Linked DNA regions of Homo sapiens: region 1 is linked to region 2. A link is an interaction called in ENCODE POLR2A ChIA-PET data of the cell type or tissue named here. Cell type or tissue: HepG2. All regions are shown on one strand. Each heading gives the region's core, and the rest is flanking DNA. Links, peaks and the distances in the headings are about the cores only. Region 1 has its middle 68 kb from the start of NT5M. Region 2 has its middle 30 kb from the start of MED9.

What was found. ChIA-PET counts read pairs that join two places held together with the same protein. Peaks named below come from ENCODE experiments on the same cell type or tissue, not always from the same donor. Only the 100,000 strongest peaks of a DNase experiment are listed, where the experiment ranks them.
Region 1: POLR2A ChIA-PET joins it to region 2 with 20 read pairs; 2 of 35 experiments call an interaction of 5 or more read pairs at or near these places.

What each region holds. Positions count from the first base shown.
Region 1 is chr17:17,363,987-17,379,384 of GRCh38, forward strand. No RefSeq gene overlaps it. Among named protein-coding and RNA genes, the nearest start is that of NT5M, 68 kb to the left of the region's middle. In HepG2, for the core only: no CTCF peak of the experiment used is centred there; DNase peaks (open chromatin) are centred at 6,075 and 6,495.
Region 2 is chr17:17,439,584-17,454,981 of GRCh38, forward strand. No RefSeq gene overlaps it. Among named protein-coding and RNA genes, the nearest start is that of MED9, 30 kb to the right of the region's middle. RefSeq lists enhancers at 2,180-3,025, 6,210-7,409, 10,508-11,009. In HepG2, for the core only: no CTCF peak of the experiment used is centred there; DNase peaks (open chromatin) are centred at 3,858, 6,348, 6,788, 7,921 and 1 weaker place; H3K4me3 peaks cover 1,216 bases; H3K27me3 peaks cover 576 bases.

The DNA of each region.
Region 1 (15,398 bases), core at 2,405-10,404, 76 kb before region 2:
AGGGTTAGGCAAGGTCAAGGACCCTGTAGCCCTTTTGTAGCCTTGAACTCCAGGGAGGGGTAGGGCAGCCGCTTGGTTGGGGCAAAGTGTGTATTTGAAGGAGCCAAGCAGCAGGAAGAAAGAGAAAGTAGTTCTCTATGGCTCTCCTGGGAAGTGAAGCACTTTGAAAACTTGGAGGGCTTCCTGGAAGAGGCAAACCCAAGGTAGCTGGCCCATCTCACCTCACTGGGGAAATTCTGACCCATTTCTTCCAGATCCCAGAGACTCGGCCTAGGTCCTGCTGGGCCTGGACACTGTACCCTGCTTCTCTTCAGGCAGGGCCTCCCTTCCCCAGATTCCCAGGCCTGGAGGAAGCCACAGGAAGTGGAACGAGGCGCCGGCTCTGTGTCTGCTTGGGGACATGGGTTAATTAATCAGGCTTTGCCCTTTCGTGGTGCTCTTGTACCCTGGAGCTGAATATTCAGGCTGGCTCCCTGACTTAGCTCCTGCCTGCGTCTGACTGGCTCTATTTTTAAAGCCCAGAGGACAGCTGACGAAAACGTTTAAAAAGAAACCAAATGTTTAACATGTAAAAGCCTGGTGCCTCTGTTTTGTTCGGAAAGCAGGATGACATGCGTTTTGTCCCCATCCCCGGGAGGGTGCAGCGTTTTGCAGCAAGGTCAGGGTCCCAGGAAACCCAAGTCAGGCCCCAGCTTTGCCACTTACCTCTGTGTGAACTTTGCCAGCCTCCTTCTCCTCCTGTGCCTCCGTTTCCACTATGTGAAAAGAGAAGTTGGGATGAGTTGGATTCCCCTCATTAGACTTTGGGTGATTCAAGAGCCGTTTTTCTGCAGGGAATGGGTGTGGTGGGGGCAGGCTCCCTCCTCTGTTCCCCACCTGCTCCTTCTCATTTCATCTGGCTAATTCCCCTGGAAAGCTCCACTTTCTAACTAGGAGGAAGGGTCTCCTGCAAGCCCTTCGCAAGGTGTTGGGGAGGTCTTGGGAACAGAAGTTGGCAGCCCTTGTCTTTAATCTGCAGCTCACATTCAGGGTCACCTGTGCCAGGCATCAGTTTTAACATATTTTATTTTATTTTATTTATTGTTTTTTGAGATGGAGTTTCGCTCTTGTTGCCCAGGCTGGAGTGCAATGGTGCGATCTTGGCTCACTGCGACCTCCACCTCCCAGGTTCAAGCAATTCTCCTGCCTCAGCCTCCTGAGTAGCTAGGATTACAGTCATGCACCACCACGCCTGGCTAATTTTGTATTTTTAGTAGAGACGGGGTTTCTCCATGTTGAGGCTGGTCTCGAACTCCTGACCTCAGGTGATCTGCCCGCCTCGGCCTCCCAAAGTGCTGGGATTACAGGCGTGAGCCACCGCGCCTGGCCTTAACATCTTTTAAAAGGGGGAGTGGCAGTGCCCTCCTGGCTCACCTCACACAGCTGTAGCAGGAATCTAATGTCATGGTAAATGTATGTGGTTGATGACACTTGGAGTTCCTTCAGTGCCACCAATTTTCAAGTACTCTAATCCAGATACTAACTGAACACGTACCAGTACCAAAAAAAACCCATTATTGACATGTAGGGTGGGGCCAACTACGTAGGCAACATGACTTCTGAGCTAGTCCCAGCAAGGGACAGCAGTTTGTCATGCAGGCCGCTGGTGCCTCTCAGTTCTCCATCACGGGGCAGAGGGGGCACCTCGAGGATGTGGCACAGGGTTCACCCCCACAGGGTTCCTCCTTGGCAGGGTGTGGTGGCCGCAGTAATCTGTCTAGCCCATATGTCCTCTGCACATGGCTCTGTCTCTCCCCTTGATTCTGGGAGGATGTGTAACTTGCTGAGGAGCAATAGAATGTGAGAAACAATGCAGCTTCTGCTTGGTTTGCTGAAATGCCACGTAAGCAGGCCAGCTGCTCGAGCTGCCATGCTGTGAGGAAGTCCAACAAGCCCACACAGATAAACATCAGGAGGAAGAGATGCCCCGCCAGGGGCTCAGAACCGCAAACGCACGACAGACTGTTTGGCTGAGCCCTCCTGTAATTCCTTAGGCACAAAAATTATGAGAAACAATAGTGTTGTCTCTGCTGCTAAGTTTTGCATGCTTTGTTACACAGAAGTAGTAACTGACTCAGAGATGGTTGGTGCAGACCCAAGGATGGGTCTTCTCTCAGAAGTCTTGGCTGTGGTCCAGAGTTGGGGTTGAGATTTTGGAGTGGAGTAGCTTGGCCAATGAAATGAGCACAGAAGTGACCGATGCCACTCCTGGTGGAAAAGCCTGTGTGCTACTCTCTTGCCTGCTTTGGCAAACTTTGAAGCCTCCCTTTGAGATGGGGGTGTCTTAAGATGGTGAAACATGTTAGTTTGAGTGGGTCCCTGAAGATCTGCAAAGAGAGAAACCACTCCCATCAAGCCAAACCTTAGTGGTATTAAGCCCTTGAGATTTGGGGGTTGTTTGTTACTGTAGCTTAAAGTGACCTCTCCTGACTGATACATGATACAAACAAATAATAAGAGTGAAATGTTTCCCATTTTATTGTTGAGAGACTGGGATATCGAGAACATTCAGTTAAGCATTAGCTCTTATTATAATTCCAATTCCTGTGTCTAAATGGAGACCCTGAGATGTGGAGTTGAATGCAAGAAGTTTGTTTGGAAGCTGATTCCTGGAAGCACTGATGGTGAGGTGGAGAAGTGAGATGGTGAAGGAAAAGGAATTTGATTACTGGGTGCAGGGATGAGAAGCTTACTGCTGTGGGTAACTGGGGTTTGGTCCTTCTGGGGATCTCTGGGAGACTGTGCACAGCATGCTTCAGGTGATCCCAGCCCAGAGGTACGGGAGCTGGGGATTTACCCATCTGCTTCCATCAATTGTTAGTTGAGGGCTGCTCCTGGGGTGTCAGCTGTCAGGCAGGCCCTCGGGCTTGCCCTGGGCACACAGCAGCATGTTCTTTGGCCAGGGGAAGTCTTCGGGCAGAGGCCCTGGCTTTGCAGGGAGGAGCTGTTGGTGAGAACAGACTTTGCCTGCTCTGGGAGTGCGGGGGAGGCATCCTACTTTACAGATGAGGAAGAGAGCTCTTGGGAGTCATCTGTGCCACAGCCTTAGCATGACCCCTGGCCCTTCCGACTTCCGGGCTTACGTTTTGGATCGCTGAGCCTCTTGGTGGGAAAAGCATAGAACACCAGGACGGGACCTCCTGTCCTGAGTCTCAGCTCCTGGTGGGAAGGGACTGCGTCTCTTTTGCTGTGACCAGCAGCTCTGCATCTGTGGAAATGTCCCGCAGGGGAGCAACCCAAGACCCAGGCGGGCTCTCAGGGACCCTCGTGGGCTGCCAGCTGGACAGCAGCCCAAGGGTTTGATGTGGGGCTCTCTTCCTTGCTGTGTGAGTCTGGGACCTCTCTGGGCCCTGGTTGTAATATGTGACCCTGCTTTGCCCAGAATTTGTGCACAGAGCAGATGACATGCTGGGTAGAATGCGAGGTACTGGAGCCACTGAGCACAGAGCTGGGATCAGCGCAGCGTTCTAATCTGTAGGGCAGTCGGCACGGCTGACAGGCAAAGCTGCCAAGGCTCAGCGAGGGAAGGGAGGCCGGAGGGGCTGGGGTCTGGGGCACACTCTCGTCTGTCCTCCGTCCCTGGAGGTGTTTCCTCTCCCCAGTCCCTGTTTGCTATTGACCCCCTGGCATCCATGCATTAATCACCCGCCATTTGGACACATTTATTTAGTACCTTCTAAGGCCCTGCAGGAGGAGGAGTCAAGTGAGGCTTCAAAGAGACGTATAATTGAATTAGGATGAAAAGCATAGAAACACATAACTCAGGGCTCAGAAATGCATTTTGATTGACGGAGCACAGAGTCTTGCCGAGAAGTTGCTCCTATGCTTGAAGCCCCCAAGGGAGGGACTTTGCCTGCCCTGGGATGAGAATCTACACCCTCCCGATCAGGTTTTTGGATTTTAGGGATGGAAAAGAAAAGGTACTTGGAGACATCCCAGAGAGGCCTCTGACCGAGATGATGGCGAAGGCAGGAATAGGGCTCTGGTGTCTCCAAGACTGAGCCAGGCAGGGCTCTGGGGGCCTTGGAGACTGTGGGATTGATGCTGCTGAATGCCAAGAGACACTGGGGTGATGTCAGCTGGACTTCCTCTCTGGAGGGTCAGGACTCACCCACGTGGTGCTGGACGGCCAAGCTCTCATTCATTCTGTGGGTCTGAGAGGGCAGGAGATCCCACACCACTGACTGGGTGAGTGACTGCTCAAATGGGATTTAAAATAACTTCAGGCAGGGCACTGTGGCTCACGCCTGTCATCCCAGCACTCTGGGAGGCTGAGGTTGGTGGATCACCTGAGGTCAGGAGTTCAAGACCAGCTTGGTCAACATGATAAAACTCTGTCTCTACTAAAAATTAGCCGGGCATGGTGGTGTGCCCCTGTAATCCCAGCTACTTGGGAGGCTGAGGTGGGAGAATTGCTTGAACCCGGGAGGTGGAGGCTGTAGTGAGCTGAGATTGCGCCATTGTACTCCAGCCTGGGCGACAGAGTGAGACCCCATCTCAAAATAAAATAAAATAAAATAAAATAAAATAAAATAAAATAAAATGACTTTTAAAAAATAAAGAGGTATGAATAAAAACAAAAACAACACACTGAAGCTTGGGGAATGCAGCAAAAGCAGTGCTAAAAGGGAATTTTCGACCTGTTAAATGCTTATGGGAAGGCCCGGCGCGGTGGCTCAAGCCTGTAATCCCAGCACTTTGGGAGGCCGAGGTGGGTGGATCACGAGGTCAGGAGATAGAGACCATCCTGGCTAACATGGTGAAACCCTGTCTCTACTAAAAAAATACAAAAAAATTAGCTGGGCATGGTGGCGGGTGCCTGTAGTCCCAGCTACTCCGGAGGCTGAGGCAGGAGAATGGCATGAACCCGGGAGGTGGAGCTTGCAGTGAGCCGAGATCACGCCACTGCACTCCAGCCTGGGCGACAGAGCGGGACTCCGTCTCAAAAAAAAAAAAAAATGCTTATGGTGAAAAACAAGAAAGATCTCAAATCAACAACCTAACTTTACAACTTAAGGAACTAGAAAACAAAAACAAAAACAAAACAGAATAAGCCCAAATAGCAGAAGAGAGGAAATAATTAAGATTAGAGCAGAGATAAATAATATAGAGAATAGAAAAACAATAGAGAAAATCAATGAAACAAAAGTTGATTCTTTTAAAAGACCAACAAAAATTGACAAAACTAACAAGAATGACTAAGAAAAAAAAGAGAAAAAACTTAAATTATCAAAATCAGAAATTAAAGTAGGGACATTACTACTGATTTTACAGGAATAAAAAGGATTATAAGAAAACGCTATGAACACTTGTATGCCAACAAATTGGATAACCTAGATGAAATGGAGAAATTCTTAGAAATACACAAACTATCAAAACTAAATCACAAAGAAATAGAAACTCCAAATAGACCCCTCACTAGGAAGGAAATTGGCTCAGTAATCAGAAACCTCCCAACAAAGAGAAGTCCTGGATTGATGGTTTCACTGATGAATTCTGCCAGAGATTTAAAGAACTACTCACACCTGTAATCCTAGCACTTTGGGAGGCTGAGGCAGGAGGATTGCTTGAGCCCAGGAATTTGAGACCAGCCTTGTCAATATAGTGAGACCTCATCTCTACAAAAAGTTTAGAAAAAAAATATCTGGGTATGGTGGTAAGTGCCTGTAGTCCCAGCTTTTTGGGATCTTGAGGTGGGAGGATTGCCTGAGCCCAGGGGTTAGAGGCTGCAGTGAGCTATGATTGTGCCACTGCATTCCAGCCTGGACAACAGAGCAATACCCTGTCTCTCTCTCTGTCTCTCTCTCTCTCTTTTAATTGTTTTATTAGATCCTGACCAGCTCACAGAGGGAGGACTCTCACCCACATTTTACACACAAGGAGACAAACTCAGAGGCAGAGCCAAGTCTGCATGTCCAGGCTCTCTGAGGGCCACGCCGTGCCAGCCCCCTTCCACCCTGGTCCCTGGCCTTCGTGTGGTGAATTCTGTGTTATGAATGGGGCCCTCTAAGATTCTTCCCACATGAGAAATTCTGTGACTCCAAGAATCAATATTTGAATTTCTGAAGCTCAACTGAAACCCAAACGCCAGTGAATCATGACTAACTTTTTTTTTTTTGAGACAGAGTGTCACTCTGTCGCCCAAGCTGGAGTGCAGTGGCTGGCTCACTGCAACCTCCACCTCCCGGGTTCAAGCAATTTTCGTGCCTCAGCCACCCAAGTAGCTGGGATGACAGGTGTGTGTGCCACCACACCCAGCTAATTTTTGTATTTTTAGTAGAGATGGGGTTTCACCATGTTGGCCAGGCTGGCCTTGAATACCTGACCTCAAGTGATCCACCCACCTCGGCCTCCCAAAGTGCTGGGATTACAGGCATGAGCCACTGTGCCTGGCCCCTTTTTTTTTTTTTTTAAAGTAAAGAAAATAGATCAATCAGACCACAACTGAATACACAATTTCCTAAATCCACAAAACCCGAGCCTCACAATACTTTTTAACCAGGGCCTGAGTGAGGGTTAGAACATCATGTAATTTTAAGCTTTGCTTAAAATCTCCCAGGAAAAATGGCTTAGATGGCATGGCTCAGACTTCTCCTGTATATGCACCTAGAAATACTGAATCGTTCCACCTGGAGGTCTTGCAGGCCCCTCCATCTCTATGGGGCCAACGTGGAACTTGCCTCTTCTTTCGTCTGGTCAACACCAGTCATGATTTTTGGCTGGCTGGCATTTTTGAACCCCTTTGTATGTCTGGGGAATCTCCCTCATGCTGGGCCAGAAATGTGCTTCCCAGGGCCCCTTGCACCTAGACGTGCACACGGGAGCTGGTAGGCAGGACAGTCACTGGCCCTGCATGAGGATCTGTAGACACCATGTGAGCCGCCCTGGCCAGGTGGCTGCTGAGACGCCAAGGGTCCAGTGGCAACCACAGCATCTGGCCCCAGTGCTGGTGGTATGCTCTTCTGGGCTGGGATTTGCATGGACCTCTGGCTGCAGGCCTGCCCTCCGGGCCATTTGAAGACCCTGTGAGCTGACTCTATCCTTCATTAATCCTTCACATGCCTAAACTGCCTGGCATGGGTTGCAAGGAGGAACCTTGACTGATACCTGCCTCCTCCCCAAGCTTACTCCTCCTCTGTTTCCATCGGAAACATCCCTCCCCTTGCCCAAGTGTGAAGCCCAGCAGTCACCCTGTCTCCTCTCTCCCTCCCCAGTTCCAATCCCCCAGTCTTACTGACAACTCTGCTTCCTACCTCTACAGCTCTGGAAGTGTCAGAGACGTTTGAACCAAAGCAACTCCATCTTGAATAGGAGCTGGGTAAAATGAGGCTGAAACCTACCGTGCTGCATTCCCAGACAGTTCAGGCATTCTAAGTCACCCTTTGTGTGTCTGAGGAATCTCCCTCATACTGGGCCAGAAACGTACTTCCCAGGGCCCCTTGCATCTAGATGTGCACATGGGAGCTGGTGGGGAGGACAGTCACCAGCTTATCATCACAGGATAAGATAGGAGGTCAGCATGAAATATAGGTCATAAATACCTTGCTGATAAAACAGGTTGCAGTAAAGGAGCCGGCCAAAACCCACCAAAACCAAAATGGCGACAAGAGTGACCTCTGGTCATTCAATGTTTGGGAGCCTTGCACACTCGCCTGGCTCCCCACGTGGCAATCATTCTGTCTGCCTTCAGGCTCCTGCACAAGCTGATGCTTCTACCTGGAGTTTTACTCCACTCTCTCCCTCCTTCCACCCCTACTTGGCCTTGGCTCTCAGCTTCTGGGAAAAGTCATTTCCAAACCTCCCCTCAGAGTAGTCATCTCTCCACAGCCCTCTGTGTTTCTGGGGGCTGTTAGGCATGGTGGCTGCCTGCTCATTCTTTGACACTTTCTTTAACACTTAGGAGCTCTGCAGCCCTGGGCAAGTTACTGAATCTCTCTGGGCCATCTTTATGTCTTCATTTATAAAATAAGGTTTGTGAAAGGAGAATAAATCTCAGGATCCCCAAATCACTAAGCCAAAGGGAAAAGTCAAGCTGGGAACTGTGTCAGGCAAACCTGCCTCCATTCTATTCCTAAATAAGATGGCTACAAAGATTGAAAAAAAAAAAGCCTACATGCCACATTTTCTTTCTTTCTTTTTTTGAGACGGAGTCCCGCTCTGTCGCCCAGGCTGGAGTGTAGAGGCGCGATCTCGGCTCACTGCAACCTCCGCCTCCAGTTCAAGTGATTCTCCTGCCTCAGCCTCCCGAGTAGCTGGGACTACAGGCGCCCGCCACCACGCCCAGCTAATTTTTGTATTTTTAGTAGAGACAGGGTTTCACCATGTTGGCCAAGATGGTCTCAATCTCCTGACCTTGTGATCTGCCCACCTTGGCCTCCCAAAGTGCTGGGATTACAGGCATGAGCCACTGGGCCCAGCCCACTTTCTTTATCCTAATGAATAGCTAATAGATGCTGGTCTTAATACCTGAGTGATGGGTTGATCTCTGCAGCAAACCACCATGGCACACGTTTACCTATGTAACAAACCTGCACATCCTGCACATGTACCCCAGAACTTAAAATAAAAGTTGAAGAAAAAAAAGCTACATACCTCCCTCACAACTTGCCCACAAGGAAATTCCTTGGATGAGGGACGGACAGAGCTCAAAGCCATCCTTCTGCCCACCGGAGACAAATGCACCTCTGATCGCCTCCTTTGCCCTGTTGTTTCACTGAGCCAGACTAAGGTATCAGTGACTATTCCTCTACCCTCCTCTCACAGGTAAATTGTGTATTCAGTGAAAGGCTAATCAGAGACCCCAAAGAATGCAACTGTTTGTCTCTTATCTACCTATGATCTGGAAGTCCCTCCCCGGCCTCGAGTTGTCCCTGCTTTCAGGACCGAACCAATGTACATCTTACACATACTGACTGACGTCTTCTCTCTCCCTGAAATGTATGAAACCAAGAGTGCCCTGACCACCTTGTTGTCAGAACCTCCTGAGGCTGTGTCACGGATGCGTGATCATAGCACCATCTTAGCTCCTTAACCTTAGCAAAATAAACTTCCCAAATCGACTGAGACCTGTCTCAGATAGTTTTTGGTTCACAGGTTCACCACATGTGCAGCCTCCACCCTTCTCCAGGCTGTTCTGGATGCTGCCCCTTCAGCCTGCATTTCCCTGTCTCTGGCTTCCCAGCACAGACTGGGGATGGGAGGGAGGGGGATGTATCTGCTTGGGACCGGCCTCTCACAGGGTCACAATGGGGCAGCCCTGGGGGTAGTAGCTGCCCACTGCTGCTGCCCTTTGGGGGCCTCCACGCCTCTTGGCTGTTCCCTTACCTCTGCCTAGGGCAGTGCAAATGCCGGCAGGCCTGCTTATTACACTTCGCTTCATTGCTGTTTGCAGATACTGCATTGTTTTTACAAGATTGGAGGTTTGGCTGGGCATGGTGGCTCAGGCCTGTAATCCCACCACTTTGGGAGGCTGAGGCAGGTGGATCACCTGAGGCCAGGAGTTTGAGACCAGCCTAGCCAACATGATGAAAACCCATCTCTACTAAAAATACAAAAATTAGCCGAGCGTGGTGGCGGGCACCTGTAATCCCAGCTACTTGGGAGGCTGAGGCAGGAGAATCGCTTGAACCCGGGAGGCAGAGATTGCAGAGTGCTGAGATCGTGCCACTGCACTCTAGCATGGGTGACAGAGTGAGACTCCGTCCCAAAAAAAAAACAAAAAAAACAAAAAAAACAAAAAAACAAGAACAGATTGGAGGTTGGCGGTGGCCCAGCATCCAGCAAGTCTATCGGTGCCATTTTTTCCAGCAGCGTGGGTTCACTTTGTGTCTCTGTGTCACATTTTGGTAATTCTCACAATATTTCAAACTTTGTCATTATTATTGTGTCTGTTATGGTGATCTGTGGCCAGTCCTCTTGGATCTTACTATTGTAATTGTTTGGGGGCACCATAAACCAATAAGAAAGTGAACTAATGTGTTGCATATGTTCCAACTAGTCCACCAACTGGCTGTTCTCTGTCTTTTTCTCCTCGGGCCTCCCTATTATCTGAGACACAACAATATCGAAATTAGGCCAACTAATAAGTCTACAATGGTCTCTAAGTGTTCAAGTGAAAGGAATAGTTTTGGGTCTCTCACTTTATGTATTTATTTTTGAGACAGGGTCTCGGTCTGTTGCCCAGACTGGAGTGCAGTGGTGCGATCATAGCTCACTGCAGCCTCGAACTCCTGGGCTCAAGCGATTCTCCTGCCTCACCCTCCCAAAGTGTGGGGATTACAGGCATGAGCCACCATACCTGATGTCTGTCACTTTAAATCAAAAGCTAGAAATGATTAAGCTTAGTGAGGAAGGCCTGTTGAAAGCCAAGATAGGCTGAAAGCTAGGCCTCTTGTGCCAAACACTTAGCCAAGTTGTGAAGGCGAAGGAAAAGTTCTTGAAGGAAATTAAAATGCTACTCCAGTGAACACACAAATGATAAGAAAGTGAAACAGTCTTATTCCTGGTATGGAGAAAGTTTGAGCGGTCTGGAGAGATCAAACCAGCCACAATATCTCTTAAGCCAAAGCCTAATCCAACGCAAGGCCCTAACTCTCTTTAATTCTATAAAGGCTGAGAGAGGTGAGGAAGCTGCAGAAGAAAAGTTGGAAGCTAGCACGGGTTGGTTCATGAGGAATGAAACCACTCCATATTAAGGAATGAAACCCACTCCATAACATAAAAGTGCAAGGTGAAGCAGCAAGTGCTGATGGAGAAAACTACAGCAAGTTCTCCAGAAGATCTAGTGGAGATCACCGATGAAGGTGGCTGCACTAAACAGCAGATTCTCAGTGAGGATGAAAGAGCACTCTATTGGAAGAAGGTGCCATCTAGGACTTTCATAGCTAGAGTACAGAAAGTCAATGCCTGGCTTCAAAGCTTCAAAAGGATAGTATAACTCTTGTTAGGGGCTAATGCAACTGTCATTTACCATCCCCAAATCCTAGGGCCCTTAAGAATGATGCTAGATCTACTCTGCCTGTGCTCTAGAAATGGAAAACCAAAGGCTGGATGACAGCACATCTGTTTCCAGTGTGGCTTGCTGACTATTATAAGTCTACTGTTGAGACCTCCTGCTCAGAAAGAGAAGATTCCTGCTCATTGACAATGCACTGATGGAGACGTATAAAGAGATGAATGTTGTTTTCATGCCTGCTAACACGACATCCATTCTGCAGCCCATGGATCAAGGAGTAATTTTGACTTCCAAGTCCTATTACATAACACATATATTTCATAACAGGTATAGCTGCCATATACAGCAATTGTTTTGGTTGGTCTGGGCAAAGTAAACTGAAAACCTTTGGAAAGGATTTGCCATTCTAGACGCCATTAAGGACATTTGTAATTCATGGCAGGAGGTAAAAAATATCAACATTAACAGGAGTTTGGAAGAAGCTGATTTCGACTCTCATGGATGACTGAGGGGCTCAAAATTTCAGTGAAGAAAGTCACTGTAGATGTCGTGGAAATTGCAAGAGAATTAGAAGTGGAGCCCGAAGATGTGACTGCATTGCTGCAATCTCATGATCAGTTGCTTCACCTGTTCAACTTGAACAGATGAAGAGTTGCTTCCTTTTTTTTGAAACAGGGTCTCTCTCTGCACAGGCTGGCGTGCCGTGGTGCGATCTTGGCTCACTACAATCTTTGCCTCCCAGGCTCAAGCAATCCTCCCACCTCAGCCTCCTGAGTAGCTGGGACTACAGGCGCTTGCCACCATGCCTGGCTAATTTTTGTGTTTTTTTTGTAGAGACAGGGTTTTGCCCATTGCCCAGGCTGGTCTTGAACTCCTGAGCTCTAGCAATCCGCCCGCTCTGGCCTCCCAAAGTGCTGGGATTACAGGTGCTCGCTACTGCACCCAGCCGAGTTGCTTCTTATGGATGAGTCAAGAAAGTGATTCCTTGAGATGGAATCTACTCCTTGTAAAGATGCTATGAGCATTGTTGAAGTGAAAACAAGGGGTTTAGAATATTACATAACATTAGCAGCAGCAGGATTTGAGAGGGTTGACTCCAATTGTGAAAGAAGTTCTTTGGGTCAAATGCTGTAAAACAGCATCACATGCTACAGAGAAATCTTTTGTGAAAGGCAGAGTGGATCTATGTAGCAAACCTCATTGTTGTCTTATTGTAAGAAGTCGCCACAGCCACCCCGTCCTTCAGCAATCACCACCCTGATCGGTTGGCAGCCTTCAACATCAAGGCAAGACCCTCCACCAGCAAAAAGACGATGACTCGCTGAAGGCCCAGATGATCACTAGCATTTTTAGCAATAAGTATTTTTAAATTAAGGTATGTACTTTGTTTTTTAGACACAATGCTATTGCACACTTAGTAGACTACAGTATAGTGTAAATATAACTTTTGTGCACTGGGAAACCAACAATTGGTGTGACTTGCTTTATTGTGTATTTGTTTTATTGCGTCAGTCTAGAACCAAACTTGCAATATCTCTGAAGTGTGACTGTAGTCACTTTGTAAATATGTCTTCTCTGAGCCATCTGGGGAAGTTCTGTGTTACATTCCAGGGCTGTCAAGAGGATTCAGTAAGAGCACTTTTGCTGGCGCCCTAGCACAGAGCCTGGTGCAGCACGTTTTAGCTGTTAGTGCTTTTCCTGAAGCACTGCACCCATCAGTCTGCTTCACAACTGATAATTTTCTCATCTGTTTCTGCCAACAGACCAGATCCGCAATGCGGAGACCTTTCTCTGCTATATTATTAGTACTTATTGAGGAGTGCTTGGTTGACAAGAGCATGCTTGGTCGACAAGCAATGTTAATGGTCCCACCTGCCTGTTTGCAGTGCCATTGTGGTGTCAGGAGTACAAGAGGCAGGAATGGCCACAACACCCCCTGTGCAGTTGTCTAGGTTGTGCACTGCAAAAGTTGCCTGCCTTGAGGAGCAAGGGTAGCTGAGATTAGCCTGGGTTCTTCCCACCAAGCTGTGCTCCCAAGAAAGAGGAGTCTCCTAATTTGTTCAAAGGGGCTGCATGAACTAGTGGTTCCTTGGGTCTCCACTCCCCGACAGAAAGTTTGTGATGCCTAAACCCAGTTTCTATTCATTTATACAGGAGACTCTGTCCTCCTGCCTGTGCTCTACCGCCCGGGGCGCCGGGCACCTCTTTTTTATGAGTTGCTCTCTGCCTTCCAGTAAGCCAGCAGCTTTCCACGGAAGTGCCTTGGCTTGAGAGAGGCCTGCAGAAACCAGCAGGGACAGGATCTCTGAGAAGTTCCCCAGCAGCCTGAACATCGGAGCCACTGATCTTCCAGATAAATAGGGGCAGACAAAGGCGAGTGAGCAGTGAGCTCCAGAGAAACCAGTTGTGTCCGGCCGCAAAAATAATGTCCCTGGCTGCAAAGTGGACTCAAAATGGACTAATAGGCAATTAGCACCAGAGTGCCCCTACCCAGCCCGGAGCCCATTAGACGCAGGACGGCTTTAACCAAATCCTGTCTTAAAGAGCTCTGTTGAGAGTCTCCATAATGTAAGTAGGGCCTTAATGGGGAAAAACAGCCTGGTGACGCAGGTGAAGAGAGCGGTTCTTAGTGGGAGCTTATAAGTGGGCTGGAGGCAGCCGAGCACTATTGAGGTGCTCTGCAGGGGCAGGTGGAGGCAGAGGCGGTTGCGTTTCAGTCCAACCTGTTCTGGTTAGCTCTGTTCCAGGGCTTCCGCCTATCCCCAAATCTCTTCCATATTTGGAGCCCAGAAGGGCACCACCGCTGTGGTGTAACCTGCGTCTCCACCTCCGCCCAGGGTGGTCAGATCTGGTATGTTCTGGGGACTGGAAGCAGGTGTTCAGGCTCCAGGCCTGCATGTGTCTGTGACACTGGCCTTGGCCCTGTGCCTTGAGTTCCCTTCCCTTTACTCTCTCCCTCCCTGGTGAGGCGAGAGTATGGCTGACATCACCTACCCTCTGGGCAGCACCTTAGGGTCTCACCCCTGGCTGCCTGCGGGAGCCACTAGGTGAGCTTTCCAAATGCTGATGCCCAGGCAAGATCCTGAGATTCCAATCGGTTGGTCTGGAGTGGGGTCCCAGCATGGGGACCGTAAAAGCTCACCCACTGGCTCATGTGCACCCAGGGCTGAGCCCCACTGGTCCCCAGGGCCTGTCCCGTTCATGCCCTCTCTGCTGGTTAGCCAGGCCCTACAGGGAATTAGGCAGGTGTACCTTATTAGATCCCATGCTTGAATGAGACACCTGGGTAGCCTCTTAGACCCTGGAGCAGGAGCCCTCAAGCGGGTTCCCAGACTGGCAGCATTGGTGAAATGCAGAGTCTCAGGCTCAGCCCCAGACCTATGAACTAGAATCCCGCAGGTGGGGTCCAGCCATCTAAGTTTTAACCAGCCCTCAAATTTGAGAATCACTGTGCTAGAATAGTGACAGAATTATCACCGCAGTTCAGTGCTTTTGAAACTTTAACATGGACAGAACTCATCTGGGCATTGTATTAAAATGTAGATTCTGGGGCTGGGCGCGGTGACTCATGCCTATAATCCCAGCACTTTGGGAGGCCAAGGCGGGCGAACGAGGTCAGGAGATCGAGACCATCCTGGCTAACACGGTGAAACCCTGTCTCTACTAAAAATACAAAAAGCTGGGCATGCTGGTGTGTGCCTGTAGCCCCAGCTACCAGGGAGGCTGAGGCAGGAGCATCGCTTAAACCTGGGAGGTGGAAATTGTAATGAGCCGAGATCGTGCCACTGCACTCCAGCCTGGGCGACAGAGCAAGACTCCATCTCAAAAAAAAAAAAAAAAAGTAGATTCGGCTGCAGTCTGAGCTGGGGCCACAGTTCTGCATTTCTAACAAGGTCCCAGGTGCTGCTGCAGGTCCCAGGCCCACACTCCGAGCAGCGAGGTCACAGGTGGAGTCATCAAGTGCCTTCTGCAGGCTGGACACCGGACTAAGCCCAAGCTTGGGCCCTCTCCTTTCATCTTCCCTAAATCATCTGACTTCATCTCGCTTCAGCTTCGCAGTGGCTCATGCCTGTGATCCCAGCACTTTGGGAGGCCAAGGTGGGGGGATCACCCTTAGGTGAGAGGTCAGGAGTTTGAGACCAGCCTGACCAACATGGCAAAACCCCGTCTCTATGAAAAATACAAAAATTAGCTCAGCGTGGTGGCGGACACCTATTATCCCAGCTATTCAGGAGGCTGAGGCTGGAGAATTGCTTGAACCTGGAAGGCGGAGGTTGCAGTGAGCTGAGATCATACCACTGCACTCCAGCCTGGGTGACAGAGAGAGACTCCGTCTCGAAAAAAAAAAAAGAAAAGTAAATAAATAAATACATAAATAAATAAAGCATACAATTCCATGGGTTCT
Region 2 (15,398 bases), core at 2,948-10,947:
GGAAGAAATTTTTAAAGGAAGAAAAAAGAAAAAGGAAGAAAATTTTGACACATGCTACAACATGGCTGAACCTTAAGGACTTCATGCTAAGTGAAATAAGCCAGTCACAAAAGAACAAATAGTAAATGTGTAATTCCACTTATATGAGGTACCTAAAGTAGTCAGATTCATAGAGACAGAGAGTAAAACAGTAACTGTCAGGGGCTGGGGGAGGACGGGATAGGGAGTTACTGTTTAATGGGTATAGAGTTTCCGTTTGGGAAGATGAAAAACATTCTGGAGATGAATGGTGGTGATGGTCCCACAACAGTGTTAATGCACGTAATGGCACTGAACTGTACACATAAAAGGGATTAAGATGGTAAATGTGTTATACATTTTTCACCACAATTGAAAGCATATATTATTTTTAATTAATTTTAGCCTGGTAATCTCTCAGTGTCACCTTGTTTTGGTGCTGCTCTATGTAGATTGTTCAACATAGTACAAAACACGACTGGAAAAGATCAATCTTGCTGACATTTACTCGGGCTTAAGATATGGCTCAAGGGCCTTGCTCTTTTGGTCTTGTGCAAACCGCCCACAGTCCACCTGCTGGCTGGATGCCCTCATTGCAGGCAAAGCACCAGGATTTCTTATAATACCACCCATAGACCCAAGTAGGATCCTGGTGGCCTCGTGGTAAGCTGTGACAGGAATGCACAAGGATCTCCTGGCTTGTTGGCTGGCATCGCTGGCCCAGTGATGTGAGGTGAAGGGATTCTTTGCTCTGACTCAGCTCAATCCCCCTGTACAAAGGGACTAGGTGGGCTTGCTGTGCTTTTGGAAGGACCAGAAAAATCTGCTTCCTTCACTCACTGGGAGCCATGTATTCTCTTTGACTTTTGTTTGCAGGAGCAAAACAAACAGATGCTTGGGGAAAACCAACCAAAAAGGGGGGAAGGGGAGGCTGGTGCTGGCTGGCAACCTTGACTCAGCGCTCGGCAGGAGGTCCATTCGGAACAGAAACCCTCACCCTGCACTTTCCTCACCCAGCCCTGAAATCACAAACAACCCCTTGGCCAGGGTCCTAATGAGCCTCTGACAAACACAGCCCGCCCTCCTGACACAGAAAAGACAATTAGACATGCACAAGTGGCCTGTGAAATGCCAGGCTGGGCACTTGAGCTCTCCATGAATGGCACCCCCTGTACCCTGGGCCTTCTCGGAAAAACATTGCTTGGGTTCCTTACGGGTGGTAATGGCTAATAATGCAGAGAGAACACCGTGTTTTGGTTTCAGGCCTTTGGCCAGGGCGGTGAGAGAGGGGTGTGTGTGTGTGTGTTTAGTGATGGTAGTGGGGTGATATTTATTTTCATTTCTCCATCATAAAGGAATTGAAGTCCTATAGCATGTCAGCAATGTCAATGTTTCAGGGTGAAATAAACAAGTAAAAGGTGTTAGCGTTCAGATGAGCTCTAGCAGCCTGTGACGTTAGGAAAATCGCCAACTCCTGGGGCCTCAGTCTTCTCATCTGTAAAATGAGGATAATAATAGAAACCACCTTCCACTCATGGTGATTGAGTGAGCCATCGCAGGTAAAGCACTCAGCCCCAGGCCTGGAACATAGGACTCATTGAACATTGGCTATTAACTTAAAAGCAAGCGTTATGCGTTTTAGTCTATTTAAGGAGCCACTTTTGAATATCTGCTTGTGAACTCCTATATGAAGTTGGCTGTGAAAACACAGAAAACACAGTCTTTATGCTCACAGAGCTTGAGGACAACCAGGGTGACAAGAAAACCATCCGGGCAGGGCCAGCTCAATGCTGGCGCGTTGGCACCAACCAGGAGACAGCTGTGGCTTGCTTTAGGTCTGTTTGTTTCTTCTAATTTGTGTTATCTTTTTTCCTTTGGTGGTGGAGGAAGGGCGGTTTCTGTAGGCCGCAGACAGCAGGGTATGGATCATTGGTCTGGTCAGGCTTTAATCAAGTGAAAATCTGCTCTTCATTTGTTTGTTACTGCTACAAAGCACATGATTTTCTTTTTTTTTTTTTTTTTTTTCCACATCTGTTTTTTTTGTTTTTGTTTTTGTTTTTTTTTAATTTATTTATTTTTTATTGATAATTCTTGGGTGTTTCTCACAGAGGGGGATTTGGCAGGGTCATAGGACAATAGTGGAGGGAAGGTCAGCAGATAAACAAGTGAACAAAGGTCTCTGGTTTTCCTAGGCAGAGGACCCTGCGGCCTTCAGCAGTGTTTGTGTCCCTGGGTACTTGAGATTAGGGAGTGGTGACGACTCTTAACGAGCATGCTGCCTTCAAGCATCTGTTTAACAAAGCACATCTTGCACCGCCCTTAATCCATTTAACCCTGAGTGGACACAGCACATGTTTCAGAGAGCACAGGGTTGGGGGTAAGGTCACAGATCAACAGGATCCCAAGGCAGAAGTTTTCTTAGTACAGAACAAAATGAAAAGTCTCCCATGTCTACTTCTTTCTACACAGACACGGCAACCATCCGATTTCTCAATCTTTTCCCCACCTTTCCCGCCTTTCTATTCCACAAAGCCGCCATTGTCATCCTGGCCCGTTCTCAATGAGCTGTTGGGCACACCTCCCAGACGGGGTGGTGGCCGGGCAGAGGGGCTCCTCACTTCCCAGTAGGGGCGGCCGGGCAGAGGCGCCCCTCACCTCCCGGACGGGGCGGCTGGCCGGGCGGGGGGCTGACCCCCCCACCTCCCTCCCGGACGGGGCGGCTGGCCTGGCAGAGGGGCTCCTCACTTCCCAGTAGGGGCGGCCAGGCAGAGGCGCCCCTCACCTCCCAGACGGGGCGGCTGGCCGGGCGGGAGGCTGACGCCCCGACCTCCCTCCCAGACGGGGCGGCTGGCCTGGCGGGGGGCTGAACCCACCTCCCTCCCTGACGGGGCGGCTGGCCGGGCGGGGGGCTGACCCCCCCACCTCCCTCCCGGACGGGGCGGCTGGCCGGGCGGGGGGCTGACCCCCCCACCTCCCTCCCGGACGGGGCGGCTGGCCGGGTGGGGGGCTGACCCCCCCCACCTCCCTCCCGGTACCGGGACGGCTGGCCTGGGCGGGGGGCTGACCCCCCCCACCTCCCTCCCGGACCGGGCGGCTGGCCGGGCGGGGGGCTGACCCCCCCCACCTCCCTCCCGGACGGGGCGGCTGGCCGGGCGGGGGGCTGACCCCCCCACCTTCCCTCCCGGACGGGGCGGCTGGCCGGGCAGAGGGGCTCCTCACTTCCCAGTAGGGGCGGCCAGGCAGAGGCACCCCTCACCTCCCGGACGGGGCGGCTGGCCGGGCGGGAGGCTGACGCCCCGACCTCCCTCCCGGACGGGGCGGCTGGCCTGGCGGGGGGCTGACCTCCCCACCTCCCTCCCGGACGGGGCCGCTGGCCGGGCGGGGGGCTGACCCCCCCCACCTCCCTCCCGGACGGGGCGGCTGGCCGGGCGGGGGGCTGACCCCCCCCACCTCCCTCCCGGACGGGGCGGCTGGCCGGGTGGGGGGCTGACCCCCCCCACCTCCCTCCCGGACGGGGCCGCTGGCCGGGCAGAGGGGCTCCTCACTTCCCAGTAGGGGTGGCCAGGCAGAGGCGCCCCTCACCTCCCGGACGGGGCGGCTGGCCGGGCTGGAGGCTGACGCCCCGACCTCCCTCCCGGACGGGGCGGCTGGCCTGGCGGGGGGCTGACCCCCCCACCTCCCTCCCTGACGGGGCGGCTGGCTGGGCGCAAAGCACATGATTTTCAAGGGATAAGTTGTTAGGATGTTTTTAATTGTGATGATGAAATTCCAGCTCAAGTTAACTTAAGCAAAAGTAAACAAGCAAAATTCCAAAAAGGGAGTTTACTTTCTTACATAATTTCAGAGAACAAAGATGGGTGTCTTGCTAGCTTCAGTCATAGCTGGACCCAGGTGCTCAAATCTCTCTCTTTCTCTCTCTTCTTTCTTCATTGTCTGATAGCTTCAGGCATACACAGTAAACCCTCAGCTCATGATTTCAGAGTAAGAGAGAGCCTCCTCTTGGACCAACAACTCTAGACTGGGAAATGGGGCACCACAGTTGGCCAGACATGGGTTGCATTCCCCCAAAGCCAGGGGATAGGTTGACCAGCAGCTTCACAGGACCCACATGGGGCAGATGGGATGCAAGGCTGACAAACTATCAGTGAGACTCTGTGGATAGAAAGCATGAGTAGGCGCCAAACATTTCACGTAAGCAGCGAATATGCAGGCTTCCTCTTTGCATCTCACCCAACTATGCTTAAAATGGCTTGTCTGGCACACTTTGAGGGGTCAGCCTACTTCCTTGCATTCAAAAGGTGAAGAGTTTCTAACTCTTTGTTCTTGAATCAAACCAAGTGACTGAAGACTAAGTGTTCCAGATGGGCCAACCACGCAGCAGCATGGTGGCAGCTCTGAGATGCTGCCCAGTGAGCCCCAGTAGTCACATCCTGGAGAGTCCCCTCTTCACTGAATAGGACCCATCTGGCAACCAGTAGGACTGCAGAAATGATGTCCAAGGCTAGGCCATAAAAGACATGGTTCCTGCCTTGCTCTCCTTGAATCACTTCCTCGGGAGCAGCCAACTGCCATGTTGTAAGGACACTTAAGCAGCTCTGTAGAGGAGTCCATGTGGTGGGAAACTGAGGCCTCCCACCAACAGCCAGCACCAACCTGCCAGGCATGTGGGTGCACCACCTCAGAGGTAAATCCTCCAGCCCCAGTTCAGCCTCTAATGACACAACCCCAGCTGATACCCTGACTGCAACCCCATGAAATCCCTGAGCCAGAACCACCCAGCTAAGCCACTCCTGAATTCCTGACCCACAGAAACTATGAAATAATAAATGTTCATTGTTGTTTCAAGCCACTAAGTTTTGGGGTCATTTGTTACACAGCAGTAGAAATCTGATACAGGCATATTGTGGTCCCTTCCTCCCTTCCCAGGGACAGAGTCACTTTGGAAAGCTTCCTTGGATCATTTTCAAAGCACTTCTCAATAACTATCTTAGTTCTTGTTACAAAGTTTCAGTTTCACAAATGGACTCACACGGATATCACAGGCTGCTCCAACCCTCAACAGTGAATTTGCCGATAAAACAAAATCAGGGACTAGGTGTGGTGGCTCATGCCTGTAATCCCAGCACTTTGGGAGGCCAAGGCGGATGGATCACCTGAGGTCAGGAGTTCGAGACCAGCCTGACCAACATGGAGAAACCTCATCTCTACTAAAAATACAAAATTAGCCGGGCATGGTGGCACATGCCTGTAATCCCAGCTACCCGGGAGGCTGAGGTAGGAGAATCGTTTGAACCTAGGAGACGGAGGTTGCAGTGAGCCGAGATTGTGCCACTGCCCTCCAGCCTGGGGAACAGAGTGAAAAAAAAAATCAGATTTCCACTGCATTTACTTCCCTCTCCTGTACTAGATATGGAGGTAGTTGAAATTCTAACAGGAAGGATGCCTTCAAAGTTCGGTCAGTCTCCCTCCTTGTTACTGCATATGACGGGTGGTATCACACACTATCACAATACTGCAAAGTCATTGATAACATGTGGCAGGAGTGCCCTGGGTTCTGAAGCCCCATGAAGTCCTCCAGGCGGTCTTCTGGCTGAAGTAGTGCCTCCCTGGCAGATGAGCTAGAATTCAAGGAAGTCTGATCCTAGGCTGCTTGCATCAAGGGAGAACTCGGGGAAGAGGTGGATCCTGAGCACACCCTTCAATGCCCCCCTTCCCTGAGGTGACTGGGACATACCCCACACATACCCCACCTGGGTCCCCTGCTGTTGCAAAGCAGTTTCCCTCCCCCTCCCACAAGCCCTCAGTCACGTAGGTGCCAGCACCTGGGCCCCTCCCACAGACAGCCCCATGCTGAGCACCTTTCTGATCCTATGTCATTGCTGGCGTTTGCTTTTCCTCCCCTCTCAGGATCCAGATGTTATCATTCCCCAGGAGCTCAAACTACTCCATCTCCCTGGTCTCCCATCGTTGAACTCCAATCATGGAAAGAATGCCATACAAGCTAGTGCTCCTCAGTGTACCAGCCAGGACTCTGCAAGTGACAGAAAGCCCCGCACACAGGCTCCAGCCCATCCTCAGGTCTCTGCCTCCTGCTCCGGCTCTGGCTTCCTCCGCATGTTGGATTCGTATGGGTTGGTCCCCAGCTGCCCTGTGAGGCAAGGCAGGCCTTGATGTTCACTTGCCATATCAGGTCCCGCCTGCCTCTGCAGAAAAATTTTAGGCTCCTCAAGGTCTGGGTCCACTTCTACTCCTCCTATCAGAGTGTAAATAAAAACAGTCTCCTCATCCTGCCCCTGCTCATATAACCTCTGTGACAGGATGCTCACTACTTGGAGAAGTAACTCTTTTTGCGGAGCTGGTCTCCGCCCCTTCTGTGACTGCCACCCACTGGGCCAGTTCTGCCTAATAGCAAAGAACACTGCTCACCAATCTTCTTTCCTTTCCTTCCTTCCCTTTTGCCCATAAGTCACCGATGGATGGACTGGACCCATGGGCAACGTCTGTGGATGACGCTGTGTTTGTCCTTCCACAGGGCGTGGGGCTCCTCCACCCTGCATCAGGCACAAGCCTGCTTTTGGGGAAAGTCCCACCATCTCATTTTCCCTTGCCTAAAATAGCTACTTCCTTTATGGGGAATGCAGTGTGGTGGGGAGCAATGAAAGGGATGAGGTAAGTCATCCACAGATGCCTGGTTTGGAATCATTCCTGAAAAGGTCAGCGTTTTCATCAGCCAAACAGGAGGCAGGGCACTTCCGGCTGGTCATTAACCAAGGCAAACAGCGTGGCGGGGAAAGTCAAAGCCATAGCCAACCACAAACAAACAAGTCATGTATCCTCTGTGGAGGTGACTTTCTTCTGAAGGAATGTGTGGTTGTTTGCAGATAATATCAAATCCATTTCACGTCAGATCAGGATGACAGACAGCCAGAGGCTATTGGGGTCTCACATTAAATGGCTCTTTTATGGTAATAAATTGTTTCCTTTTCACGGTTGCATGAGCAATCTCAAGTTTTATTTTGAGGTGTCAACTGCCCTCAGGGACACCTGCCACAGGTGGGATCTTGGGTCCTGGCCACCATATGTGAGAGAGCAGACCCTGGCTGAGTCACTCAGCTGTGGTCGCATCACCTCTGTCCCTGCCCCACTGCTCAGCCCCATGCAGGCTGGCAGGGGAGGCCTCCTCTCCCCCATGGGGTCTCCCTTTCTTCCTCTCACACTGATCATTGGAAAGAGTGGCTTGCATTTGCCACAGTGCTGAGGGCTGTCAGTCTTCACAGCTGAGGAAATGACATGATTTGTTGGGAGCCACTTGAAATAACCAGTTCCCCAGCTGGTCTCGCTGTCCCTGTGCTGGCAGCCCTGCTGACGTGGGGCCTGGCTAGACAGAGGTGGGCCTTCTGTGCCCTCACCTGGGCCATCCCCACCATGCGGTGAGGTTGGGTTGCATCCAGCCAGGAGGCAGCTGGCAGGGCCCTGTGGCTTGTCTGAGGACCCAAGGGGGAACTTATCAGAGGGCAAGAGAGAAAGAGGGCTGAGGGGTGGTATGTAAGAGGGAGGGGGCTAGGAGAGTGTAGATGCTTCCTGAAAGGTCACGGATTCTATTGGAATTCCCAGCCAAACTTCAGGACTGGGAAACACCCTTCTTAGGAGGTGGCTAGGGGCTCAGGCTGGCTTGGCTCATTCCTGGCCTGCAGGCCTTGCTCCTGAGCACAGGGCAGGGGCTGCCGGCCCCGGTTCAGAATGGGATCTGAAAGCTGCCTGGAAAGAATGGGCCTCTGGATCAGGATCACCAGGGTGGGACCTGGATATTTCCCATAGTCACCAGACGTGTTGCTCAGAGGGAGGTTCCTGGCCAGCAGCTTTGTTGGCATCACCTGGGAGCTTGTTGGAAATGCAGAACCTTGAGCTCTGCCCAGACTTACTCCCTCAGAATCTGCATGGTAAATGATCTCTGCTGACCCGGGCACTGGGGTTCAAGGACCTCGGCCCTGCCAAATCTGAAATCCAGAGCTAGGCCAAAGTACACTTGTGGAATCAGGATGCTGAATCTAAGTTAAATGCAGAAGCATCCTTTGAGCAAAGGTGGTGGAGTGGGCTGAATTATGACCCTCTCAAAAGATGTCCATGTCTCAGAAATGCAGAATGTGACCTTATTTGGAAACAGAGTCTTTGCAGATACAATTAAGATCTTGAGGTGAAATCACCCTGAATCATCCAAGTGGGTCCTAAATCCAATGACAAGTGTCCTTGTAAGAGAAGAGGAGAAGACACAGAGACACAGGCAAGAAGACCACGCAAAGACAGAGACAGAGATTGGAGTGATGTGGCCACAAGCCAAGAAACACCTGGAGCCACCAGAAGCTGGAGGAGGTAGGAAAGATCCTCCCCCCAAGCTTTTAGAGCGCAAACCCCTGCAGAAACCTTGGTTTTGGACTTCTGGCTTCCAGAACAGTGAGACATTACATTTGTGTTGTTGTAATGATTACAGCAACCACAGGAAACTAAAGCAGGTAGCCTTTTCAGACTCTGCAGAGGAAAAAAAAGCATGGCCAAAGTTACCCAAGAAAGAGTTGATGACCCCACCAGTCCCCAGTCACAGCAGTCTTAGCTTTGTTCCCAGAATTAGCTGACCTCCTCCACCCCATTTCCTTATTCCTTTTTAATGCTCCACAAAACCCAAGGACAGTCGAGACCTGGTCCTGCGTGGCTGCCTGATCACCAGACCGTCAAAAGCTGCCGGCTCCTTCATGCTCCCAAACGTGACTATTTTATTTACTCTTAACTTCATCTTGTTTGGAAATTATTTAAAGCAGTTTCAATGGAGTCAAACTGAGTCATATTTTAACTGCTTAAGTACCACTTAAAAACAGACTTTATGAGTTCACTCGGATTAAGAAACAAAAAAGGAAATAAAAGAAAAATGAAATAAAATAAAAAAGAATAAAAACAGATGTCAACAAGTCCTTTGGCAAATGATCCCACAATGGCTTCATTTTCTGAGCTTAGATGGCGCTAGATGAGGTTAATTTCAAACGAGGTATACTAGTACTAGATTCGAATGGACAGAAACTCTGAAGGTTCTGGGATCGTTTTCCTTTTAGAAAGTTTTCAGGATTCAAAGATAAAGATTCAGGGCAGTGGTTCTCAACTTTGACTCACACTAGAATCATTTGGGGAGCTTAAAAAGAACAGCCACATTCCAGACTCTCCCCAGATCAGGTAAGTCAGAATCTTGGCGGGTAAAGCCCACCCTGGGGCTCCATGGAACCCCTGAGCCAGACCCTGCACCCAGCTTCGCACTGACCTCCACATGCTGCAGGGTGTAGTGTGGTCATGTGCCCAGGGCTGGCCAATCAGATGTGCTCACCCTGAGCTCAGCTGTGAAGGGGCAGGTACCATCCGGGATCCATTCTGCCAGGCATGATAACAGGCAGTGCCAGTGTGGACAGTGGTGGGATAAGCTGTGGGCTGGCACCCCATCGTACAGATGAGGACACAGCTCAGAGGGATCCAGAGACTTGTCCAAAGTCCCATAACTAAGGACTGGCAGAGCTGGGATTTGAACCAGCCCCTCTGGCTGCAACGCCTGCCACCTTTTCCTCCCTTGAAACAGCTCCATGCCTTAATTAGGGGCAGTGTTGGCCAGGCGCGGTGGCTCATGCCTGTAATCCCAGCACTTTGAGAGGCCGAAGCGGGCGGATCACCTGAGGTCAGGAGTTCGAGACCAGCCTGGCCAACATGGTGAAACCCTGTCTCTACCAAAAATACAAAAATTAGCTGGGTGTGATGGCAGGAGCCTGTAATCCCAGCTACTCAGGAAGCTGAGGCAGGAGAATTGCTTGAACCTGGGAGGTGGAAGGTGCGGTGAGCAGAGATGGTGCCACTGCACTCTAGCCTCGGTCACAAGAGCAAAACTCCATCTCAAAAAAAAAAAAAAAAAAAAATTAGGGGCAGTGTTCTGGACTCTGGCTTTCAGGCCTAGCTCTCTGATTCTCCCAGCACATCCATGAGCAACCAAACATGCCTTCTGCTTTTTTTCAAAGTTAATTTTGTTATTGAAGTATCAGATACATACAGAAAAGATCACAGATCCTAAGTGTGCAGTTCAATGAAGTTTGACAAAGCAAACACACTCATGTAATCAGAACCCAGACCAAGAAATAGAACAGGGCCAGCACCTTAGAGACTCTCCCAGGGTCTCTCCTCCCAAACATAACCACCACCAGATTTCTAGATTGGTTCTGCTTGTTTTTGAGCTTTATAGAAACAGCATGATATAGTGCACACCCTTTTCGTGTCTGGCTTCTTTGAGTTAGCGTGGGTGAGAGTCATCCATGCTGCTGTACGTAGCTGAGGTTTCTCCATCCTCCGTGCTGTCTGGTGTGAAGGGCCGTAACCAGCTTACCTGTTCTATTGTGAATGGACATTTGATGTTTGAATGGTGCTGCTAGGAATATTCTATTCTTATGCCTGTCTTTTGGCACCAGTGTGTACCCAATACCCTCTTAAGAAATGCTTCTGCTAAAGTGAGCAGAGTTGGTCTATGTTGTTTACAGCTAAGCACCTTGGTTGATGCCATTTATAAGCACTACTATTGTCCCCACTTTACAGAGGAGGAAACTGAGGTTCAGAGAGAGGTTCAGCCACAGGCCAGGCACAGCTGCGGCCTTAGTTACAAGGCCATGTCACTAAAGAGTAGCAGAGCTGGGATTTGATCAGAGCTGTCCTCTTAACCACTAGTTAAGGGACACAAGTGCATCTCCGCCCCTTAGACCTGCCTGATGCCGCACAGCGGTTTAACAGATAATACCCACCCCCTTGATGGAAATGGCTGGGGCGGGGGACTGAGAGCTGCACTGATGGTGCTGTCCTGGGCAGGGCTTGGGATGTCGCCAGCATGCAGGAGCCCTGAGAGGAGGATCAGTCCCTTCCAAGAGGGATATGAGGGAGGGGGAAGCCTCCTGGGCTGCCACTGCTCCTGGCAGCAGCCCTTCCAGAGGGAGGCTCCTCCCTGAGGGCAGGGGAGCTTCCTTTCGGAGGAGAGGGCAGGCTCCTTCGCTGGGCAGAGCGGTGGTCTGGGCATTGCTGAAGCGGCCAGTGGAGACAGGGATCCCAGCCTTGAGATTCACCCTCTGCCTCCCATGGGAATCCTAAGTAAGAAAATGATGCTTCTGACTGACTGTCTGGCAGCCCCTGGTGAAGAGCTGTCCCTACCCACTCACCTCTGCAAATAGCAGAATGGCATATGGTGGCAGAAGGAAGGGTCCAGAAGGTAGTTCTTCTGCGGAATGACCCATGCGATGGGCTGCTCTGTGACGCATTGGAGTGGGGATCATTTCCTTGCAGTGGAGGAGTGGGTCAGAGGCCGGGCTTGTCACATGGAAGTCCCTCCTGGGGATGGGCCACTGACAGATCCCTCTGTAAACAGCATTTGCATCAGATTCACTGCTCCAGAAAGTGGGGATCAGGGTCCCTGAAGCCAAGGAGCAGGCATAGAAGAGGCCAGAGGTGACTGGCAGCATATTTGACAGGATGCATAAATCTTGTTAAATGGGAGAGAAGCCAAACACGCTGGCTTTGTATGGGCAATTTAGACCTTCCTAGGTCATTCCCTGCAGGGACTGCAGGCCTCAGTGTAGTCTCTGATCTGCAGCAGCTGCAACAGCATCTAGGAACTTGTTAGACTTACTGGTTTTCAGGTTGCTACTTAATCGGAAGTTCTTCAGGTGGGGCCCAGCATTCTGTGTTTTAACATGCCAAGGGGATTCTGACGCATGCTGAAGTTTGAAAGCCACCAGCATAGTGCAATATGAAGTAGGCATTATCATCAATCCCATCTCACAGCTGAGGGAACAGAAGGTCTGAGCCAGTTTTACCCCAAGTTACACAATTAATAGGAAAGACAACAAAATTAGGTGCAGCTGTGAATAACAAAAATCGAACTCCAGAGCACCATGAACTAAACAAAATTGTTTATTTTTCCTTCATGGTCCAAGATAGCTGCTGAAGCTCCAGCCGTTGTGTCCATATTCTAGGCAGCAAAAAGGAGGGAAAGGGCCAGGCGCAGTAGCTCACGCCTGTAATCCCAACACTTTGGGAGGACGAGGCAGGTGGATCACTTGAGGTCAGGAGTTCGAGACCAGCCTGGCCAACACGGTGAAACCCCATCTCCACAAAAAATGCAAAATTAGCCAGGCATGATGGCGTGCACCTGTAATCCCAGCTACTCAGGAGGCTGAGGCAGGAGAATTGCTTGAACGGGAGGTTGCAGTGTTGCAGTGAGCCAAGATCGCGCCACTGCATTCCAGCCTGGGTGACAGAGCGAGACTCCGTCTCAAAAAAAAAAAAAAAAAAAAAAAAAAACCACTGTGCTCCAGCCTGGGTGACAGAGTGACACTTTGCACTTTGTCTCAAAACAAAAACAAACAAACAAAACAAGTAAAGGGAGGAAGGTCCCACCCTGTCCCTGTAGGGGACACTTCCTAAAATTGTATATACGGCTTCAGCTTACATCTCATTGGCTGCAATTTAGTCAATTGCTTCACCTAGCAGAAAGAGAGGCTGGGAGAATAAAGTCTGGGTCCTAAGTGACTATGCATGCAGGTAAAACTTGGGGTTCTGCTGCTATAGAAGAGCCTCGATAATGGGGAACAACTAGGCAGTCTCTGCCGCAAGAGTGTATCTGAGAATCAACCCAGGGCTTCTAATTTCACCATCTGAAGTTATGTTTTTGTTTAAATGTTGTCTTTATCTTCCCCTTTTAGAAGTCCCACCAAAAGCAAGCCTTCTTGGAAGTCTTCTCCGTTGCTGCTGTCTCCCCAATGCCTAGAACGATGCCTGGCTTGTAGTGGTGATCTTTGCTTGCTATTGAATATACTACTTTAAAAATTAAATTAAATACCTCATGTGAGAGAAGCTTTTTCAGGGTCTGGCACATGGAAGGTACTCAGAATGTGGTTGCTGCTATGTATTTAAAGCAGTGCTTCCCAACAAAGCCCCGCTGGCCCCTGGCAAGGTTTACCTCTTAGACTCTCAATCCCACCACCACCGCCTGCCTGCATGTACAGACTTGCACACAAATCTTGGCCCTTTCATTGGACTTTAAGAATAATCAGTGCTGGTCAGGCGCAGTGGCTCACTCCTTTAATCTCAGCACTCTGGAAGGCTGAGGTGGGCGGATCACTTGAGGTCAGGAGTTTGAGACCAGCCTGGGCAACATGGTGAAACCCCATCTCCACCAAAAAAAAAAAAAAAATTAGCCAAGTGTGGTGGTGCATGCCTGTAGTCCCCAACTACTTAGGAGGCTGAGGCAAGTGAATTACTTGAACCTGGGAGGCAGAGGTTGCAGTGAGCCAAGTTTGAGCCACTGCACTCCAGCCTGGTCAACAGAGCAAGACTCTGTCTCAAAAAAAAAAAAAAAAAAAAAAAAAATCAGTGCTGTTTGATTGGGTCTGGAGAATGCAAGCCACAGCCCAAGTAAGCAACTAGATTGGGAGAGAAAATTCATCTCGCCATTTCTTGTACAAGCCTGGAAGTAGGCCTTAAGAACAAAGCTGGGCTCAGGCTGCCGTGATGGGGTGTCTGTCTATTCTGGCGTTTGTCATTTGAGCTTTTCCTTCGTAGGTGCAGCCTTCTTGGGTTCCAGGGACTTGGTGCCCTTACTTACAGCCCATTGGGTGCCTGCCCCTTGTCGCCAGTGTTCAGGTTTGTGGTCACCCCTATGTTGCCTAACTGGGTCAGGCTGGATGGAGCCGGGAGGGCTGTTTGCGTTGGCTGCTTTTCCCTGTCAACTGTCACACACGAATGCAGCCTCCAAAATTCAATTTAACATAAATCTTGCCATTTGGACCAAGGCAAGTGGGCCTTATTCAAATCCGAACAGTCTATTATTGAGCTCGGAAACAGACAATAGCTGATGCTGTGATGTTCAGTTGCAACTGCCCTAATTACAGACAAACACTAATTTCATAGGATTTTTTAGAGTGAAGCAAATCTTTTGAAAGAAGTGTCCTCATTTAAAAACTACAGATCGAGAGGGCTATGAGGGTTCATTTTATTTATTGATAATGTGGACTGCGTCAATTCCTGAATCTCATTTGTTCAAACTCCCAGGGCTGTTGTGAGGAGCAAAATGAAAATGAGGTAATGTTTGTGGAGGTCCCTAATGAAGAGCAAAGCAATCCAACAGCTATAGTAGTATTGTGCGTTCAACGCCCTGCACCTTGCAGCTGCGTCCCATTAACAATGACCTCTGAGCTGTGAGCTCCAGGGCCTCTCCCCTCACTCCGCGGGCCACTCTCCATGGGTCCCTCACCTCCAGCTTCCTCTTTCCTTGAATGTGGCTTCTCAACATTTGGGCCATGACTCAAATGTCACCTCGTTGAGGAAAAGGTGTCCAATCAGTACTTACTGTGGTGCTCCGCCCTGTGTCTTTCCGAGTTCTTAGTCCCATGAGATAATCTGATGCATTGGTTGGCTTGTTTTTAATCTCTCTTCTCCATGGGAGCACCAGCTCCATAAGGGCAGAGACCTTGTCTGTCTTGTTCACACCTGCATCTCCTGTGTCCAGAACAGTGTCTTGCACCTAGTAGAGATGGATGTATATTGATTGGGAGTTTGGCTTGGGGAGGAAAGGAGAAAGTGAACTGTTAAGAAATTAGGGCATTTAGCATTATCTAAGAAACTGAAGCAGTACCTGGGGTCCCTGAGTACCTCGAACAGGTGTGTGGTGTGGTACCTGGAGTCCCCAGGGCCCCTAAGTACCTGGAGCAAGTGTGTGGAGTGGTACCCAGAGTCCCTGGAATCTCTAAGTACCTGGAGCAAGTACATGGAGAGGTACCTGGAGTCCCAGAATCCCTAAGTACCTGGAGTAGGTGGGTGGAGCAGTACCCAGACTCCCTGGAATCCCTAAGTACCTGGAGCAGATGTGTGGAGTGGTATCTGGAGCAGGTGTGTGGCATGGTACCTGGAGTCCCTGGAATCACTAAGTACCTGGAGCAGGTGTGTGGCATGGTACCTGGAGTTCCCTGGAATCTCTAAGTACCTTAAGCAGGTGTGTGGCATGTTACCTGGAGTCCCTGGAATCCCTAAGTACCTGGAGCAGGTGTGTGGAGTGGTATCTGGAGCAGGTGTGTGGCATGGTACCTGGAGTCCCTGGAATCACTAAGTACCTGGAGCAGGTGTGTGGCATGGTACCTGGAGTTCCCTGGAATCTCTAAGTACCTGAGCAGGTGTGTGGCATGTTACCTGGAGTCCCTGGAATCCCTAAGTACCTGGAGCAGGTGTGTGGCGTGGTACCTGAAGCAGGTGTGTGGAGTGGTACCTGGAGCAGGTGTGTGGCATGGTACCTGGAGTTCCTGGAATCTCTAAGTACCTGGAGC